Linked DNA regions of Homo sapiens: region 2 is linked to region 1. A link is a contact called in ENCODE Hi-C data. All regions are on one chromosome and are shown on one strand. The core of a region is the stretch at or near the end of the contact, and the rest is flanking DNA. Distances in the headings are between cores, read along the strand shown. Region 1 holds the start of UBE2QL1 (ubiquitin conjugating enzyme E2 QL1). Region 2 overlaps LINC02145 (long intergenic non-protein coding RNA 2145).

Region 1 (3,238 bases), core at 195-2,694:
CTGTTTGGCCCTTCGTTTCGTATTTCGTTAAAATCTTTAGCCCTGATAAAGGATTTAACTGCTTGGGGCAGTGAGGTAAGGGGATGAAGAAAAAGAAGCAGGTCTGAAAGAGACCAAGACCTGGAACGTCTACCCCAGAGGTGGTGGTCCTAAGGGGTTCGGGGAAGGAAGGGGGTGCTCTGAGGGGAAAACAGGCATTGCCGTGGGGGGGGGGGGTCTGGTCTTGTCTCTTAAGGGAATGCCCAAACCACACCGCCGCCTCTCTAGAGTGAGTTCCCAAGAGCAAAATTTCCACCTTTCCAGGAGAGGCAGCCCAGAAGAAGGCAGGGGGCGGATTTACAAGCAGGCAGCTGTCCCTCCCCACGGCACCCACCTGCAGATCTCCCACCCGAGTCCCCTGCGGAGGAGCCTTGTGTGTGTGTGTGTGGGGGGGGTTGGGGAGGTGGGAGATCAGCTAGGTTGGACACTTAAATCCTGAGGTCCAGAAAAAGTTCTCACCTTCATAGAGATTATAGGGACAGGAGATTGAGGAGCAGACAAGAGAGGGGCGAGAAAAGGTGAGACGGAGGGGAAAGAAGAGTAGGGGAGCCAGGGAGGGTGGAGAAGGAAAAAATGAAAAAGGAACGGGGGTGGGAATAGATGGGGGGACAGAGAAAGGGGTGAGAGGAGAAAGAGTCCAGGAGGAAAGGGAGAGGAGGGTATGGGAGAGGGAGGCTAAGGAAGAGGGATGGAAGAGAACTATGAAGGGATGAGGAGAGAATGAGCAAGCTAGAGAGACCAGAGAGACGGCAGAGACCGATACCAGAGAGACGGGCAGAGACTGAGACCAGACGGGGACGGGAGAGACGGGACGGAAAGCAGGGGCAGGAAGAAAACGCTCAGGGAAAAGAGGTGGAGGCGCTCGGAGCATCCCCGTGGGGCGCTGGTGTAGTCAGAGCAGGGAGCGAGATGGCCGGAGGGGCCGGCGCTGGCCCTCACCACGGGGCCCGGGCGCCCGGCGGCGCTGCAGACCCGATCTCGGCCCCGCGCCCCCAGCCCCGGCGCGCTCGCCTTACCTGGCCCTTGACCAGGCTGGCTGCGAACTGGCGCATGACGGCCTCCACGGTGTAGGCGCTGGACCAGCCGCGCGGCGTGAGCAGCTCCATGCAGATGGCGCCGCCGTCCAGCACGTAGCCGTTCTCCAGGCGCGGGCTGAGCACCCGCATGAAGGGCGGCGAGAAGGGGAAGTTGTCGGGGAAGGTGAGGTTGAGCAGGATGAACTCGGTGTTGGTCTCCTTCATGTCCTGCCACAGCACCGAGTCCTTGTCCACCTGGTGCAGCTTCACGTTCCAGTCGAACAGGCTCTCGTCCACCAGCTCCACGGAGATGAAGCGGTCGCTAAGGCGCGCGATGTCCTGCAGCTCCTTCATGAGCCGCCGGCTGCGCACCTGCGTGCAGTGTTGCTGGCGCGCCGCGGGGACCAGGCTGCCGCCCGCCGCCGCCGCCACCGCCGGGCCCGGCCCCGCCCTGGCGCCCGCTGCCCTCTCGCGGGGGCCCCCGGCCCCCGCCGCAGCCGCCGCCGCCGCCGCCGCAGCCGCCGGCGCCTTGTCGCGCGGGGCCAGCTCCGCCGCGCGCTTGCCCTTTCCCTTGCCGGGTCCCGGGCTGGCGTCGCCCGCGCCCCCGGGGTGCTGCTGCTGCTGCCACTGTGTGGTGTGTGTGTGCGAGCGTGGTGTGTGTGCATGTGATGTGTGAGTGTGGTGTGTGGTGTGTATGTATGTATGGTGTGAGTGTGGTGTGGTGTGTGTGTGAGTGTAGTGTGTGTAGTGTGTGGTGTTTGCATGGTGTGTGTGAGCATAGTGTATGAGTGTGTCGTGTGTGAATGTGTGATGTGTGTGTGGTGTGTGTGGGGTGTGAGTATGGTGTATGAGTGTGTGGTGTGTGTGCATGTGTGTGCTTGTGTGATGTGTGAATGTGTGATATGTGTGGTGTGTGTGTGGGGTGTGTGAGCGTGGTGTATGAGTGTGTGATATGTGTGTGCGTGTATGTGGTGTTAGTGTGTGAGTGTGTGGTGTGTGACTGGGATGTGGTGTGAGGGTGTGGTGTGTGTGTGCTGTGTATGTAATGTGTGTATGGTGTGTGTGAGAGTGATGTGTGAGTGTGTGAGGGTGTTTTGTGTGTGGTGTGAGGGTGATGTGTGTGGTGTGTGTGTGTGGTGTGTGTGTGGTGTGTGTGAGTAGTGTGTGTAATTGTGTGTAGTGTGTGGTGTGTGTGGTGTGTTGTGTGTGAGCGTGGTGTGTGTGCTTTGTGTGAATGTGTGGTGTCTGAGTGTGGTGTGTGGTGTGTGTGGTGTTTGCATGGTGTATGTGAGCATAGTGTATGAGTGTGTAGTGTGTGAATGTGTGGTGTGTGTGGTATGTGTCGTGTGTGTGGTGTATGAGTGTGTGGTGTGTGTGTAGTGTGTGTGCATGTGTGTGCTTGTGTGTGGTGTGTGAATGCATGATATGTGTGGTGTGTGTGGGGGTGTGTGAGCGTGGTGTATGAGTGTGTGGTGTGTGTGTAGTGTGTGCGTGTGTGTGGTGTTTGTGTGTGTGTGGTGTGTGACTGATGTGGTGTGTGTGTGGTGTGTTTGTGGTGTGTGTGTGAGGGTGTGTGTGGTGTATGAGTGTGTGGGAATGTGTGTAGTGTGTGCGTGTGTGCGGTGTGTGTGATGTGTGTGTGATGTGTGTGGTATGAGTGTAATGTTTGTGGTGTGTGTGTGATGTGTGTGGTGTGTGGTGTGTGTGTGCAGTGTGTGTGTGGTGTGTCTGTGTGTGATGTGTGTGGTGTGTGAGTGTGTGTGGTGTGTGGTGTGTGAGTGTGTGTGGTGTGTGGTGTGTGAGTGTGTGTGGTGTGTGGTGTGTGAGTGTGTGTGGTGTGTGGTGTGTGTGTGCGGTGTGTGGTGTGTGTGAGTGTGTGAGTGTGTGTGTGGTGTGTGGTGTGTGTACGGTGTGTGGTGTGTGTGTGTGTGTGTGTGCGGTGTGTGGTGAGTGTGTGAGTGTGTGGTGTGTCTGTGAGTGTGTGATGTGTGGTGTGTGTGTGAGTGTGTGAGTGTGTGGTGTGTCTGTGAGTGTGTGATGTGTGTGGTGTGTGTGGTGTGTGTGTGCGGCCGAGCTGTCCAGCGGTGAGGCTGTAGTGGTGGCGAAGTACAGGAGAGATTACGCCGGAAGCCTGCATGGTTTAGGATTGTAAACCTTGCTGCCGCTGCTGCTGGTGGTTTGGC
Region 2 (3,143 bases), core at 115-2,614, 140 kb after region 1:
AACAGGTAGAATCAATTTCTCACCATGGATGTTGGCCAGGACCCAAAATATTCATACTAAAGCATTCCCCTTCCATGACACCATGATTTGTAATTTCCCTAAATGTGTCAATCACATGGGAAGGACGGACATGGGGCTGAATGAGATGCATGGAATTGGGTAAATGAAGAGCTCTAAACAGAGTGTAAATTCCACTGAATTCCATTATAGAGTTAGAACCATCCATTTTTGAGTTTCCAAGTTTGTGACCACAAATTTTAAATTTACCATATTACTAATTGACACAACTACCTTCTCTAACATTGGACAAGAAGTTCAGTAAATCAGATAGTCTTCTGGCTGGGTCTTGTAGGATAGTTCTCAATTTGTCCTGATTTATGATATATTTTCCAACCTGTGTACTTACTGTGAACATCAGTGGGCCTTGGCTTAAGGGAAAACAAGAAAACCTGCAGAGAAATATAATCCAAAATCACTTTTCACCTTTCTTCATCGAATCCTCAATGGGTGTCCACCACTAACTGAACTTTAAGTAAGAAACACGTCTATACCAAGCGTCAGGGCCAGATACTCCGGTTACCAAAGGTGGAGAGGCTTTGGCGGTGGGGGATGGGGTGTCACAGAGTCAGCCTCAAAGGTGTATCACAGGGCTGGGCAGAGACCAATGTTGCCTTCTGGGCCAGCTACACACTGGCCACATCCTTTTATTTTCTTCTTTACTGAGTTATAATTAAGAAATAGGAATTGTGTATATTTAGGGTGTACAACTTGATGTTTTGATATATGTGTACATTACAAAACATCACCACAATTAAGCTAATTGACATGTCCATTACATCACAGTTACTTTTGTCTCTCTCTCTCTCTCTCTCTGTGTGTGTGTGTGTGTGTGTGTGTGTGTGTGTGTGGTGAGAACACTCTAGATCTACCTCTTTGCTTTAAAAAGGAAGAAAATCCTCCATCCAACAACGTAGATGGCCCTGGAGGATGTTATGCCAAGTGCAAGAAGAAACGAGAAGGACAAATGCTACATGATCTCATTCCTATGGGCCCTGCAACAGCCACATCCTTCTTGACTGAAGACATTGGCCTTGCCTTCTATCAGGTTTCCCCTCTCCTGGGGTTCCTCTGCCTGCTCTCTCAAGACACATGGAACATGTACACGTGCCCAAGATGGATCGGCCGCTCAGCCGAGCCTCCCAGTGCTGCCTGCCAGGCTGGAGGGACCCGTCTTCTAGGGACATTGCACTCCCCTGCTCTTCTGAGCTGACCCAGTCTTGAACCCCCCCTTTTTTTCTGGCTCATGTGGTGCTGCCTGGTGTCAGAGCCTGGCCTTCTCATATCTGCCTTGTCCCTGCACAGCCTGAACGCAGGCCCCCAGAATAGTCCTGGCTCAGGGCCTGGAAAAAAAATCACCTAGTCAGAACACCAAATTACAACTCAGAAGGTTGCTTAGTGAGCATAAAATTGGAGCAAAGAGAAGTGGATATTCTGAAGGGATGCTTCCGATGTGCTGTGGTAGCAAGATGCATTGTTCTTTTCGACTCTGGGGCTATTTCCAGAAAAAGACCTGGGAGGGGACCTCTAAAATTGGGACATCCATCCTCCCAGACAGTGCTGAAGGGCATGAATGCACTCCTCCCTCTCCTTCCTTTGTTTAAAATATTCCTATCATTCTCCAAAGGCCTCCGCAATTACAGCATTATGCATTACAGGTTTCAAGATTGCATTTAATCTTTTATTAGTTCCATCTGCATCACTTGCTTCCTGATGAGATTTTGAGGAGTTGCCTTAATCTCATCAGCCCTGTATTTACAGATCTTATCCTCATAGGATTGCCTCTGGGAAGATTTTTGCTGATGGGCAAATCTAACCATTAGAGTCAAGGCCTGGATTTCATGCCACTAATCATGTCCATAGCCTGCATGCGGACAGATCACCTGCCCCCCTCGGGTTCCCAGGGCCTCCTGCTCCCAAGCTCCTCTGCCTATTTGCCCACAGGCTTTGCTTCTCTCCCAATGCAAGTGTGGCTTCCTCAGAGGCAGGTCTCTGAGTCTCCTGGCCAGGAAAGACCCTCTGATATGAACCTGTAGCACTGCACACCTCCCTTCATAGTGCCCAGCCGTCGTTATTCTTCCCACCTTTAGGGTTTGAGTAGATGACTGTGTGTATTCATTTCCTAGGGCTACTGTGACAAAACATAGATTAGGTGGGTCCTACAGTTCTGGAGGCCAGAAGTCCAAGATGAAGGTGCCCTCAGGGGAGGATCTGTCCCATCTCTCTCCCTAAGGCTCCCTTAAGACTCTAGGGAGGATCTGTCCTGTGCCTCTCTCTGTTGCCCAGGCTGGAGTGCAATGGCATGATCTCGACTCACTGCAGCCTCCGCCTCCTGGGTTCAAGTGATTCTCCTGCCTTAGCCTCCTGAGTAGCTGTGACTACAGGCGCCCAACACCACGCCTGGCTAATTTTTGTATTTTTAGTAGAGGTGGGGTTTCACCAGGTTGGCCAGGCTTGTCTCAAACTCCTGACCTCAAATCATCTGCCTGCCTCGGCCTCCCAAAGTGCTAGGATTACAGGCATCAGCCACCACGCCTGGCCCTCTCCCAGTTTCTGTTGGCCACAGAGGTCCCTTGGCTTGTTTCCACACTGTGCACTCTAATCCTCCATCTTCACATGGCCGTCTTCTCTCTGCATTGTCACATCATCTTCTCTCTGTGTATGATGGTGCCCACGTTTCCCCTTGTTTTAAGGACACCAGACATATTGGTTAGGGCCCAAACCCTGAGGCCATTAGGCCTGATTTTACCTTGATTATCTCTGTTGGGACCTTCTTTCCAAATAAGATCACATTCTGAAGTCCTTGGAGTCAAGACTTCAACACTCCATGGCATCCTAACGAAGTCATTGACTTTCTTTGTTGTTACTTTCAGCATATCCCCTGTCTGGCACAAAGGGAGCACAGTTGACCTGTGAACAGTGCAGAGGTTAGGGACTCAGACCTACCTTGCAGTAGAAAATTTGAGTATAACTTTTGATTCCCCCAAAACTTAAGTACCGATAGCCTCTGTTGACCAGGAACCTTACTGATAATTTAAACAGAAGATAACACATATTCTGTATACTATATGTGTTATACGCTGTAT

What was found. A loop is a pair of places that touch in the nucleus more often than their neighbours do. Pooled maps may share reads with other maps.
Region 2: a map of heart right ventricle shows a loop between it and region 1 (2.5-fold over the local background). The contact joins the enhancer-like site here to the promoter of UBE2QL1 in region 1. A Hi-C loop is called at or near these places in 3 of 168 maps with a recorded cell type or tissue (heart left ventricle and heart right ventricle) and 1 of 50 pooled maps.

Annotation. Positions count from the first base shown.
Region 1 is chr5:6,447,065-6,450,302 of GRCh38, reverse strand. UBE2QL1 (ubiquitin conjugating enzyme E2 QL1) reads right to left here and starts at 1,444. Exons shown (of 2, transcript NM_001145161.3): 1 at 1,056-1,444. The coding sequence starts at 1,409. It overlaps LOC105374639 (a long non-coding RNA gene), which reads right to left and starts at 966. Exons shown (of 2, transcript XR_007058679.1): 1 at 1-966. RefSeq lists a silencer at 1,412-1,481.
Region 2 is chr5:6,310,497-6,313,639 of GRCh38, reverse strand. LINC02145 (long intergenic non-protein coding RNA 2145) reads left to right here. Exons shown (of 2, transcript NR_028351.1): 2 at 924-3,143. Among named protein-coding and RNA genes, the nearest start is that of LINC02145, 25 kb to the left of the region's middle. Within about 2 kb of position 1,364, at least 2 of the 41 ENCODE cell types and tissues checked have a DNase peak (open chromatin) inside an H3K27ac peak, as active enhancers do; they include heart right ventricle, where a contact is called at or near this core.